Linked DNA regions of Homo sapiens: regions 2 and 3 are each linked to region 1. Evidence: chromatin contacts called from ENCODE Hi-C data. All regions are on one chromosome and are shown on one strand. The core of a region is the stretch at or near the end of the contact, and the rest is flanking DNA. Distances in the headings are between cores, read along the strand shown.

The links. A loop is a pair of places that touch in the nucleus more often than their neighbours do. Pooled maps may share reads with other maps.
Region 2: a pooled map shows a loop between it and region 1 (2.4-fold over the local background). The contact joins two enhancer-like sites. A Hi-C loop is called at or near these places in 2 of 37 single-sample maps with no recorded cell type and 3 of 50 pooled maps.
Region 3: a loop to region 1 is called in a map of GM12878, with 4 times the contacts of the local background. The contact joins two enhancer-like sites. A Hi-C loop is called at or near these places in 1 of 168 maps with a recorded cell type or tissue (GM12878), 30 of 37 single-sample maps with no recorded cell type and 7 of 50 pooled maps.

Annotation. Positions count from the first base shown.
Region 1 is chr6:21,437,050-21,440,784 of GRCh38, forward strand. No RefSeq gene overlaps it. Among named protein-coding and RNA genes, the nearest start is that of LINC00581, 73 kb to the right of the region's middle. Within about 2 kb of position 1,567, at least 4 of the 41 ENCODE cell types and tissues checked have a DNase peak (open chromatin) inside an H3K27ac peak, as active enhancers do; they include GM12878, where a contact is called at or near this core.
Region 2 is chr6:21,107,655-21,111,166 of GRCh38, forward strand. It overlaps CDKAL1 (CDKAL1 threonylcarbamoyladenosine tRNA methylthiotransferase), which reads left to right. Exons shown (of 16, transcript NM_017774.3): 13 at 747-809. Among named protein-coding and RNA genes, the nearest start is that of LINC00581, 400 kb to the right of the region's middle. Within about 2 kb of position 2,098, at least 5 of the 41 ENCODE cell types and tissues checked have a DNase peak (open chromatin) inside an H3K27ac peak, as active enhancers do.
Region 3 is chr6:21,020,486-21,023,887 of GRCh38, forward strand. The region is part of intron 11 of CDKAL1 (CDKAL1 threonylcarbamoyladenosine tRNA methylthiotransferase); the gene reads left to right. Among named protein-coding and RNA genes, the nearest start is that of CDKAL1, 490 kb to the left of the region's middle. Within about 2 kb of position 2,091, at least 10 of the 41 ENCODE cell types and tissues checked have a DNase peak (open chromatin) inside an H3K27ac peak, as active enhancers do; they include GM12878, where a contact is called at or near this core.

The DNA.
Region 1 (3,735 bases), core at 317-2,816:
GGTGATAATGCAATAAAGCCAAGTTTTTGTGTTTTGCAATGGAAAATCAATACTTTTTTTTTTTTTTTTTGAGACAGAGTGTCATTCTGTTGCCCAGGCTGAATGCAATGGCGCCATCTTAGCTCACTGCAACCTCCGCCTCCCGGGTTCAAGCAATTCTCCTGCCTCAGCCTCCCGAGTAGCTAGGATTACAGGCACACGGCTAATTTGTGTATTTTTAGTAGAGACAGAGTTTCACCATGTTGGTCAGGCTGGTCTCAAACTCCTGACATCAGGTGATCCACCCGCCTTGGCCTCCCAAAGTGGTGGAATTACAGTCGTGAGCCACCACGCCCGGCCTAATGTATCTATTTATATCTAAAAAATGATGCCACACAGTAGTCGCATGTTAGTTAGACACATGGAAACAAAAACAGTGATGAGATTTTTAAGTGGATAATCCAAGGAGTAGAAACGAAGGGTCAGGAGGGATTGCAGCGGTGGGCTGTAATTTTTCATTATAGGGCTTGTAGAATTGTTTGATTTTTAAAAATTATGTACACATTTCATTTTGATAAAATAGCAAATTAAGTGGAAACCAAAAAAATAAATAAATGAACTTTCAAGTGACTGGTAGGCAGCTGGTGCACAGCATCTGCCACCACCAGCAATAGTCATGTGTTCGACACATGCCCTGGTGGCAAGAGGAATTTCCAGCTGAGACATTGCCATAACCAACTCAGTTTTCCCTTTTGATTAGTATTCATCCTTCATGCCTGCATGCTTGTGGTTAGCACACAAACTGAAAAAAAAAGTGCATGGAAAAGTTGGATCCAGAGTCTCAGACACTGCAGGTGTTCTCCGAGTTGTTAGTCTCCATTCTAATACAGTCCAATAAGGACCACAAACATCAAACATAATGGAGAACTGCCTGCAACCAAAGCCAGGGCATGGAAAAATTGCTCATTAAAAATTATTCTGCGGTTACAGTTTTGAACTGGCATGGATAAAAAGTGGAGCAGAGGCCGGGTGCAGTGGCTCATGCCTGTAATCCCAGCACTTTGGGAGGCCGAGGCAGGCGGATCACAAGGTCAAGAGATCGAGACCACCCTGGCCCACATGCTGAAACCCCATCTCTACAAAAAATATAAAAATTAGCTGGGCGTGGTGGTGCGCCTGTAATCCCAGCTACTCAGGAGGCTGAGGCAGGAGAATCGCTTGAACCCGGGAGGCAGAGGTTGCAGTGAGACAAGATCGCGCCACTGCACTCCAGCCTGGTGACAAAGTGAGACTCTGTCTCAAAAAAAAAAGTGGAGCAGATGGTCATATTCAACATGGTGAAAGGCTCTGTGAAAGCAAAACAGAAACCATACACCCGCAATGGCCACCAAAACGGCTGCTGACATACGATCACTCTTTTCTTGATGCTGCTCTCTGTGCTTTAAATGTATTTTCTCTTTGAAATGATCACTTTCAAGTGTGTTTATTAAATTCTGTCTCCCATGTTAGGTTGACAGGAAGTATGTAGTATTTGGGAAAAGGCACAGGAGGCAAAAATAAGATACTAGATATCAAGGGATGTGTTGGATTACTCAGGACAGGCTAGGATATGCCACAATAAAGAAAAACCCCAAACCTCTGTGACTTAACGTTTCCCACCGCATATGCAAAGTGGGTCTGCAGAGGGCCTCTGATGATCTAAGTACCTCAAAGTTCTAGAGTGGTGCATATTGCCATGATCAGTTCCTCTCAAAGCTGACTCAAAGCGATGTGTCTCACTTCTGCTCATATTTCATTAGTCAAAGCCATTCATGTGGTCATGTCTAAATTTAAAAAGGTGAAAGAAGGCAATGTTATCCAGAAAGAGAGCTGGAATACTTGTGAACTCTTCCAACTCAATCCAGTATTCCCTCTGCTCTAAAACATAGCTATATAGCACATAGAATATAAATTAGTTACGTTTATTTTTATCCAAAGTATACTTTTCCTAGATATGTCTTACTCCAGAAAATTATTATCCTTTAAAGGCAGATGATGAATCTGGCTAGAGGAGGAGGGCCTGGAAGGTTATATGAGGTACTAACGTTATGTAAAGTGATGTGGTTTCCTTTTTCTCTTCCTGTGGTTGAATGATGTAGCACACTATTTGCAGACCAATCCTGGTCTTCCTTAAGTGGTTTCTATAACAAGATAATTTTCTTTCACCAATCACTAACCAATTTATTTTCACTTCCAAGTGGAGCCTTATTTGTGCCTCAATTTTAGAGATTGTGAGTTTAAAAGAACACCACCTTCTGCCTGTTTAAGAAATAACCCAAGGTGCCCTGGAAATAAAAATGCAAATGCACGAATGGGAAAGCTTTATTTAGCTAAATCTCAAAGCAACAGTTGTGCTTTGAGAAGAAGTTAAGGGAAGAGGAGTGGCAGGACTGGACATTCAAAGAAGGATAATTTTCAGAATGAGATAGTGTGGAGTGGAGGAGGAATAGAGATTTCCATCCCTGGGCACGAAATAAGGAAACGTATTTTTCTGCAGTTATTTGTGAAGAACTTCAGTGATAAGCACTGTGCTTCTCCTTAAATAAAGACTGAAACAGAGAAGTAGCAGTTCCAAATACTTAGCCAAAGTTCCCAAAACCTTTGATCCAACAATTCTAAATACTTAGTGCATCAAATCCAACTACAGTCACAACTCTGTGCTAAAACTCAAGCAACAAGAAAGCTGAAATAATCAGAACTCTTTATTACCTTGGAATAAGAAAAAGCACATGGCAAATAAACCAGTTGAAATCGGGCACACCTTCAAAAGAAAAGCAATTCCCAGGGTGTTACAGGGTCAGGACCGCCTTTAGCCAATTTCTCAACTTTTTTAAAACACATGTTATGCTCAGGCAGAAATAAACTTCATTGAAATGAATTACTGTCTTAACTTTGTTCAGTTTGAACTTCAACATCTTTATGATGGAAGGTACCAACTAATCTGAATGGTAACTACAAGGCCCTTAACATAGGACTTAATGAGATTTGTTGTGTATATTTGTGGTGACTCCTCAAACTCAGGAGTGTGTGCCACAAGGTATAAGCCACTGATTAATTGTCTGAGAGCACCTCAGTTCTTCCTCACTGACATGCTGGTGACACATCACTGTCAGAGTCCGAAAAAGTGGCCTGAGCTGGTCTGCTCCGAATTCTCTTCTCTTCTTCCATGTTCTTTGTTTCATGCGCCATGCCTGGGATGCGTCTGGCCCCAGGTCCTTTATGTTGCAGATAGCAATGTATTGATTATAGATTACTAGATTATATATATTCCTTTACAGAGATATAGATGTGTAGATTATTTACTTATTCACATTAAGGTCTTTTGAAATTGTATTAATCAATTTCTGCAGACCACGGTTTCTCAACATTGGTACTATTACATTTTTAGTAGGCAATTCTTTGTTATGGGGGGAAGGCTGTCCTGTACGTTATAAGATGTTTTAGTAAACATCCCAGGCCTCTACCAACTAGATGCCAATAAAACATCTTCCCTCACTTGTGACTACCAAATATCCCCTTTGGGGCTAAATTGCCCCCATTTCAGAACAACTAGGCTACCATCACTGTCCAATAGATATATAATGCAAGGCACAAATTCAAGCCACAGAAGTAACTTTAAATTTTCTAGTGGTTACATTAAACAAAAGTAAAAATAAACTAGCAAGATAAAATTTCGTGATATTTTTATTTAACCCAATATCCAAAATATTGTCATTT
Region 2 (3,512 bases), core at 848-3,347, 330 kb before region 1:
CTCCTGGCCTCAAGTGATATACCTGCCTCGGCCTCCCAAAATGCTGGGATTACAAGCATGAGCCACCATGCTCGGCCAAAAGAGCCTTCTCTTCATAACTAATCTATGAGGCTTATGTGTCATCATTACAGATATTAAGAGTTATATGCCTGTATAACTCATACATTCATTTATTCATTAACTTAGCCAGTATTTATTGAGTGCCTGCTGTGTGTAAAACACCATGCAGGGTACCTAGGCTATATAGCAGTGACACAGTAAAGGTATCCTCATAGCTGCAAGCTCCAGCAGACAGACCCAAGCTGTAACCAGGAAGCCTGAAGGAGGTGTATCGTTTAAATGAATGCATGTCTGTGCCCAATTCTGAGTAACAGCAGTTGGTATTACAATGAAATCGGAAGTGCCCTGTGTATTAAATTTTCTTTCGTTTTCAGTGTTTTCTTCATTTTAGTCTGTTATGTATTTTCAAATACAGTTTTTGATGATGATTAGTGTTTTAGTTATGAAATCTTCTAGGAAGAGGTCACCTGGTTGCTCTGTGATAATGACCCACATAACCATAAAGTGACTTTGGTTTTTAGTTGCACCCCTGTGTCTTCTCAGCCTCCACAAAGGAAGAATCTCTTAAAAAAAAAAAAAAAAAACTTTATGTATGTAGAGATATATACACACATGTATATTTTTTATCTGCTGTCAACTCAATTGTTTGTATGTTGGTTTTTTGTTTTTTTTGTTTTTTTTCACAGAAAAAGCAAAGGACAAAAGATCTTTCTCGGGTGTTTCATTCTTACAGTCCATATGATCACAAGGTAAGAGAAGCATGTTAATAGCATATTAAGTATTAAAGTCTTTCCGAATGTATAGTACAATTTTCACCAACATATGGTGATTCTGAAATACACTTACCAATTACATTTATATTTCAATTTAAATTTTTTAGCTCTTTATCCCTTTTAAAGAAAACAGAAATGTTATATTTCTGAACTATAATAATTATATTTTATTCACATTGAAATCTAGTTACATATTGGCACTGAAATCTCAAAGACAGTGAAAAGACACATTTTGGGGTGTATTTTGGTTGGTTGGTTTTTGTTTTTTCTTTCCAAACACTGTACTGGAGGAACTTGGGTTTTGGATTGGTAAAGATAATTGAAATGCTGACTGCAAAACTTGATTCTTCATTCCTCCTGATAGAAAGTTATTTTTCTAAATGAAAATCCTAATAAAAATTAGTACATAGCATCATGTCTGAAATATCTACTGCCTGGAGCTTTGCTACACAGAAAATGACCAAATAACGTGACGACCCACATGTACCCATCCCACAGCTTCATAGATTCATAGTCCGTCTGTGTCATTTATACCCTACCTTCTCCATCCCTCATGTTTGAAAAATTCCTAGACATCTTTTCACTTGTAAGTATTTTACAATATATTTGTAAAAGATAAGCACTCTTTTAAAAAGAAAAAATATGTAGCCATTTTTAAGAAAATGCTTAACTCCACATCTTCATGGGGAAATAGATTACAAGGTTTCAGAGACTTGTGCAAAACTTCTAAACCATGTAGGATTCCAGTAAATCTGTTAATTCGAGGTGATTTCAGAAGCAAACAAAAAATTTGCACAGTTGAAATGCTAATATAAACTTAAATCTTTATCTATGAATTTATAGGGAGACATGTGGTAGGGATTTTTTAACTAGCCAAAGTAAGTAGTGTGAAAACTACTTTCCTCAGTTGAAAATACAGAGATGTCTGGATTCAGGAGGGAAAAATTGTGCCAGTTCATAGAAGTTGAAAGAATTTGAAACACTAGCTTCTAGTGTTTCTATAGTGACCAATTGACTTAAGCACCAAAAACTCGTAAAAGAGATGTTTATGCTTCATGTGACCATGGTGATATGTAATACTAAAACTTATATCATTCCAAGTTACATTTTTCAAGCTAAATCAGTCACATTGCAGAATGCAGCAATTTGTTTGAAAGAGATTGAGAGAGCCAATAGGGTCTGACAATGCAGACAGAAGGAGCAGGCTGATAAGTAATACAACAGCAAAAGGAATGAGATTGGCCAGATTTCTGAAGGTAGTGTTGCATTTTTTTTTAGATGAAGCCACTTAATGAACATAAGTGCAGCAGTGGCTAAAGTTAACATTTAACAACAACAACAAAAAAGGCGATGGCAAATCAGAGGTTTTGCCTGGCTTGTCTAAATTTCGCCCACTTGTAACATTTTTAAATTCGCAGTTAAGGGAAATTCCATTCTTCTTTTATTAGAACTCTTAATGGAACCTAGCCATTTGCAGCTTCTACCGGCTTCCTCCTCATATCCTTTGTGGCATTGTATCAAAGTCACCTCAGATTATTTTGGCTTCCCTTCATTCCTCTACAACTTAGTCATCAGGCAGTGAGGAATTGAATCTAAATGCTTGATGGAGTTCCTTTTGATCTTTAAGATTGGTAATAAATTATTGTAAATAGCTAGACTGCTTGATGAGTGCCTTTTGAAGCTCCTAAGTTTTGGTCTGTTGCCATTCTGTTTTATTCTGGATGTACAGTAGTGAAGGAAAATGGAAAAGTTTTATTCCAGGCAGCTCCCGGCCTCCTTAGTAGCCTTTACCTACTTTTCTAAGTTCCATCCAGGCAAATCTATCCATGTTACTTTTAATATTGTCTCTCACTGATTGGAATGTCCACAAAGACTAGAACCATAGGGATAAAGTAACATGCACTATTTTCCCAATCTGAGAATGTTGCTATTTTTCCCCGCATGAATTAATAGAGGGTTGTGTTTAAAGTTATTTTGTCATTTGAATTACCCACTTATATTCAAGCAAATTGGTTTTCTAGGCAGATAGGTTTTAGTGTAAAGTGTTTTACAAGGTGTGGTTAAAGTTGGTTTAGACATCTCATGCTCAGTGAGATTTCTGGCGTGATCCTTATGAAAATATATACATATATTGTCAGTGAAAGCTTTTATGAAATACAACATCAGTTGTTTGGGGTTTGCTTTAATGCAGGCTGGTGTATTGGCTTATGCCGGTAATCCCAGCACTCTGGGAGTCTGAAGCTGGAGGATCACTTGAGCGCAGGAGTTTGAGACCAGCCTGAGCAACATTGTGAAACTCTGTCTCTATTTAAAAAAAATAAAAATTAAAAATTAGCCAGGCATGGTATTGCACACCTGTAGTCCTAGCTACCGGGGACAGGTTTAGGCAGGAGGATCACTTGAGCCCCGGATTTCAAGTTACTGTGAGCTATGACTGCACCATTTTACTTCAGCCTGGGCAACAGAGCAAGACCCCGTCTCTAAAAGAACATTTTTTTTTAAAATAATTTCAAAGAGCAGAGTGGATAGGGTACAATAAAATAAGATTGCCCATGTGTTGGTGATTATCAAAACTAAATGATGTTTGGGGGGTGTTCATTATTTTATTCTGCATTTTTCTATATGATTGAAATGTTTCATAATAGAAAGATACAAAAAGTAAAATAAACTATGGTCTGC
Region 3 (3,402 bases), core at 841-3,340, 420 kb before region 1:
AGATAGAGTTTCACTCTTATTGTCCAGGCTGGAGTGCAATGGCACTATCTTGGCTCACCACAACCTCTGCCTCCCAGGTTCAAGCGATTCTCCTGCCTCAGCCTCCTGAGTAGCTGGGATTACGGGCATGCACCACCACGCCCAGCTGATTTTGTATTTTTAGTAGAGACGGGGTTTCTCCATGTTGGTCAGGCTGGTCTCAGACTCCCTACCTCAGGTGATCTGCCTGCCTTGGCCTCCCAAAGTGCTGGAATTACAGGCGTGAGCCACCGTGCCTGGCCTTTTTTCCTTTTTTTTTTTTTTTTTTAAGAGATAGGGTCTCATTATGTTTCCTAGGCTTATCTTGAACTCCTGGGCTCAAGCGATCCTTTTGTCTCAGCCTCCCAAGTAGCTGGCATTACAGATGTGTGTGTGTGTGCCACGGTACCTGACACAGGTACTATTATGTAAGTAAGAATGAAGAGCCAGAGAAAGAATGCTAAAGCAAGTATCTTATGAACCCAGCCACTTAGTTACAGAGATACTGAAGTGAGGTACTGTCAGGATTTTCTTCCAAGCAAGAACTGTATGGGAGTAATCAAAATCACAATACTGATGATAGAAAATTTAATGTAGTCCAGTAATTGAGAGCACAGGCATAGGGCCAGTTAAACTGATATACAGATTAGATAGATAGACTAAATCCTATCTTTGTGGTATGTGGACCAAATTACTTAACTTCTCTTACCTTGATTTGCTTTTCTGTAAAAATGAGGATAATTACATCCTTTCTTTAAGGTTTTTTTTGAGAATTGAGATAATATGTGTTAAGATGGGCTTAATACAGTCCCTGGTAGGCACTCCTTAAATGATTGCTGCTACTTTTTTATGTATTCAAAGCAATATTAATAACAAAACAACCACAATACAGAACACAATCAATAAATGATACCTAAAAAATAAAGACAAGAATTTGTTGCAGATTAAGTGAAAGACAGCCCATTTAATCTAAAATGCACACAAAAATATGAAGGAAAAAAAACATTGAAAATATTTTATTTTCTTTCTACAGCTTTTTTAATAAAATGCCCCTAAGTTGAACGTACAGTTCAGTGGGCAGAACTCACCCAAAAGATTGAGAAAGCAGAGGGTAAATATGTAATAGTTACATATTAATTGATATCAACTAATGTCTCTAAGAACGATGCCATCCTTTGGGGTTGTCAAAGTTGAAATTAAAGATACATTTTTTCAAAACCAGAGTTTTCGTCACCATTTGTACACCTTTCTTTATTTACCTCACCTAAGGTAGCACCCCACACACTAATTCAACCCCCATAGTGCCATCCGTCCGGACATTTCAGTTGCTTCTCTAATAAATGTCTACTTTCCTGGGACACCTTATGGTCCTTGTTGCTGGTGGTTAGTTTTGTATGAAGTCATTGTCTTTGAAGTGTTGTTGGTTGATAATGCGTGGGAACTTATCTTTCTTAAATATAATTTACCTTTGGCTGGGGTATTTAATGTCTTAAAGCAAAAGAAGAAACAACAGAATAGGTCAGGAACTCTGAAGGGCCAATGTTTGAGATCTTGTTTTGGAAGGAATTTCAGCAACGGTAGCTGGGCAGAAGGCTGACCCACCAACATATTTTAGCAAAGCTACAAGGATTTGGAATGATAGTGGCCCCCAGCATGGCCTCCTACTTTGCAGGTCCCGAGGTATGAAATTAAGTTACATTTAAAAATCAGAATTAGTTCTCTAATCTTCAGATAGTGTTAAACCTTAACTCATTCCACTGTTTGGTTATAAATAAATAAACATAACATTTGTCCCAAGTTGTTCTACAGGTTCACGCCTAGCCATAGAGTTAACTTTGAGCATTATTTGCAGTGCAGGGGGTAAATTATCTTCAAAACGCTCATGGATTGGCTGCTGCCCAGAGTCCTGAGAGATGTAATCAGTTTCAGTTAATTCTAAACAATAGATTGTGGCAGGAACTCAGCTAAGTGGCGGGTTGACTGCACCCAAACTGTTGATTTAAGTTGTCAAGAGAGCTTGACTCATGCTTAGACTTGACAACAGTTTGGGTCAGCTGGCTTAGCTGTAAACCATTACCAGTAAACTCTGCTCCTTTTGTGTGTGAGGAGGGAAGGGGGATGGCCCTTCTGGTCACGGTCTCCCTCCCTGAGCTCACTGCAGACTCCACGGCCTGGCTGGGAGGCTCTTTGTGACTTTTACTGTGCTCAGACTTCAGTCTCTTCATCCCTGTCATGCGCATCAGTGGGTTTCTAGCCACAGGCCTGAGGAACTGCCAATATAGTATGTGCTTTGTGTACTTTCTATTCATTTCTAACTTTTGTTGGTGATGTTTAACAGGAAGTGCGTTACTATTCACTGTACCGTAATCCATATCTGTACAGCACTTAATGCTGTTCACAGAGAACTCATATTGTCCAATATATTTTAGGCTAGGGCAGGGCAGGAATTACATTGCATCAGCATTAATCATCCTTGTTACCTTTTGATGAGATCATTCAGGTTAAATACTGGTTGGAAGAGTGATCTAAAGTTGAAGGCATGAGGATAAATGTAGGAAAAACATTAGCAGTTTGCTTAATGTAAGTTTTTTTTTTAAGTTTGAAGATAAATGTTTCTCAATTGATAATTTTTTTTTTTTACCATTAGCCTTTGAACATTAGTAGTAACAATTTATTTTTATTTAAAGTTTGTCCACACATGCAAATGGAAACATGTTACCCCTTGGATACTAGCTTAAATTTATTTACTCCGAGGTGATTTAAAGTCCACATATAGGTATGCTTGTTTCAGCAGGTCAGATTTAAGGATACCTTAATTTAGTGATGAGGTACTCTGAAGGTCTGAACTTGAGAAGGTGATCCAAGGTGACTATAACCTTACACTTCCTGTTAGTACCTGGCTCAGAGTCTCAGGAGACTTTGAGGGCAGTGTTTTGATATGAATTGCCTTTGTGTTCTTTCTGTAAATTAGTTTTTGGTATGGAAAGCCAGAAAGCTCAAGTCCTTTAAGTACATAAGTCAAGCGGCTTTTTTTTTCCATACCCCTGTCAAACATTGTACACTTATCGCTTTCCTTTTATAATTTTGAAAGTCTCCAAATCATTAAATGATATGCTTCTCAGTTGTGGATGGTTCCATTTTCTAATGACTATTTTGTCTTCTAGAGAATGTCTGCTAAAATTCTTCCTGATTTTTATTTTACTTTCCAATGTGGTTTTCATTTATCTTAGAACAGTGTGCAAACTTTCACTGAGAATAGAAACAATAAACAGAATGGCACAATATATTTTTATTTACTATAGATCATATCCATTTAGCTTTTTCATGGCCCTTTCATCATTTTCTATTGTGCCATTCACTTTAGTGGGTACGTTAGTTACTCAC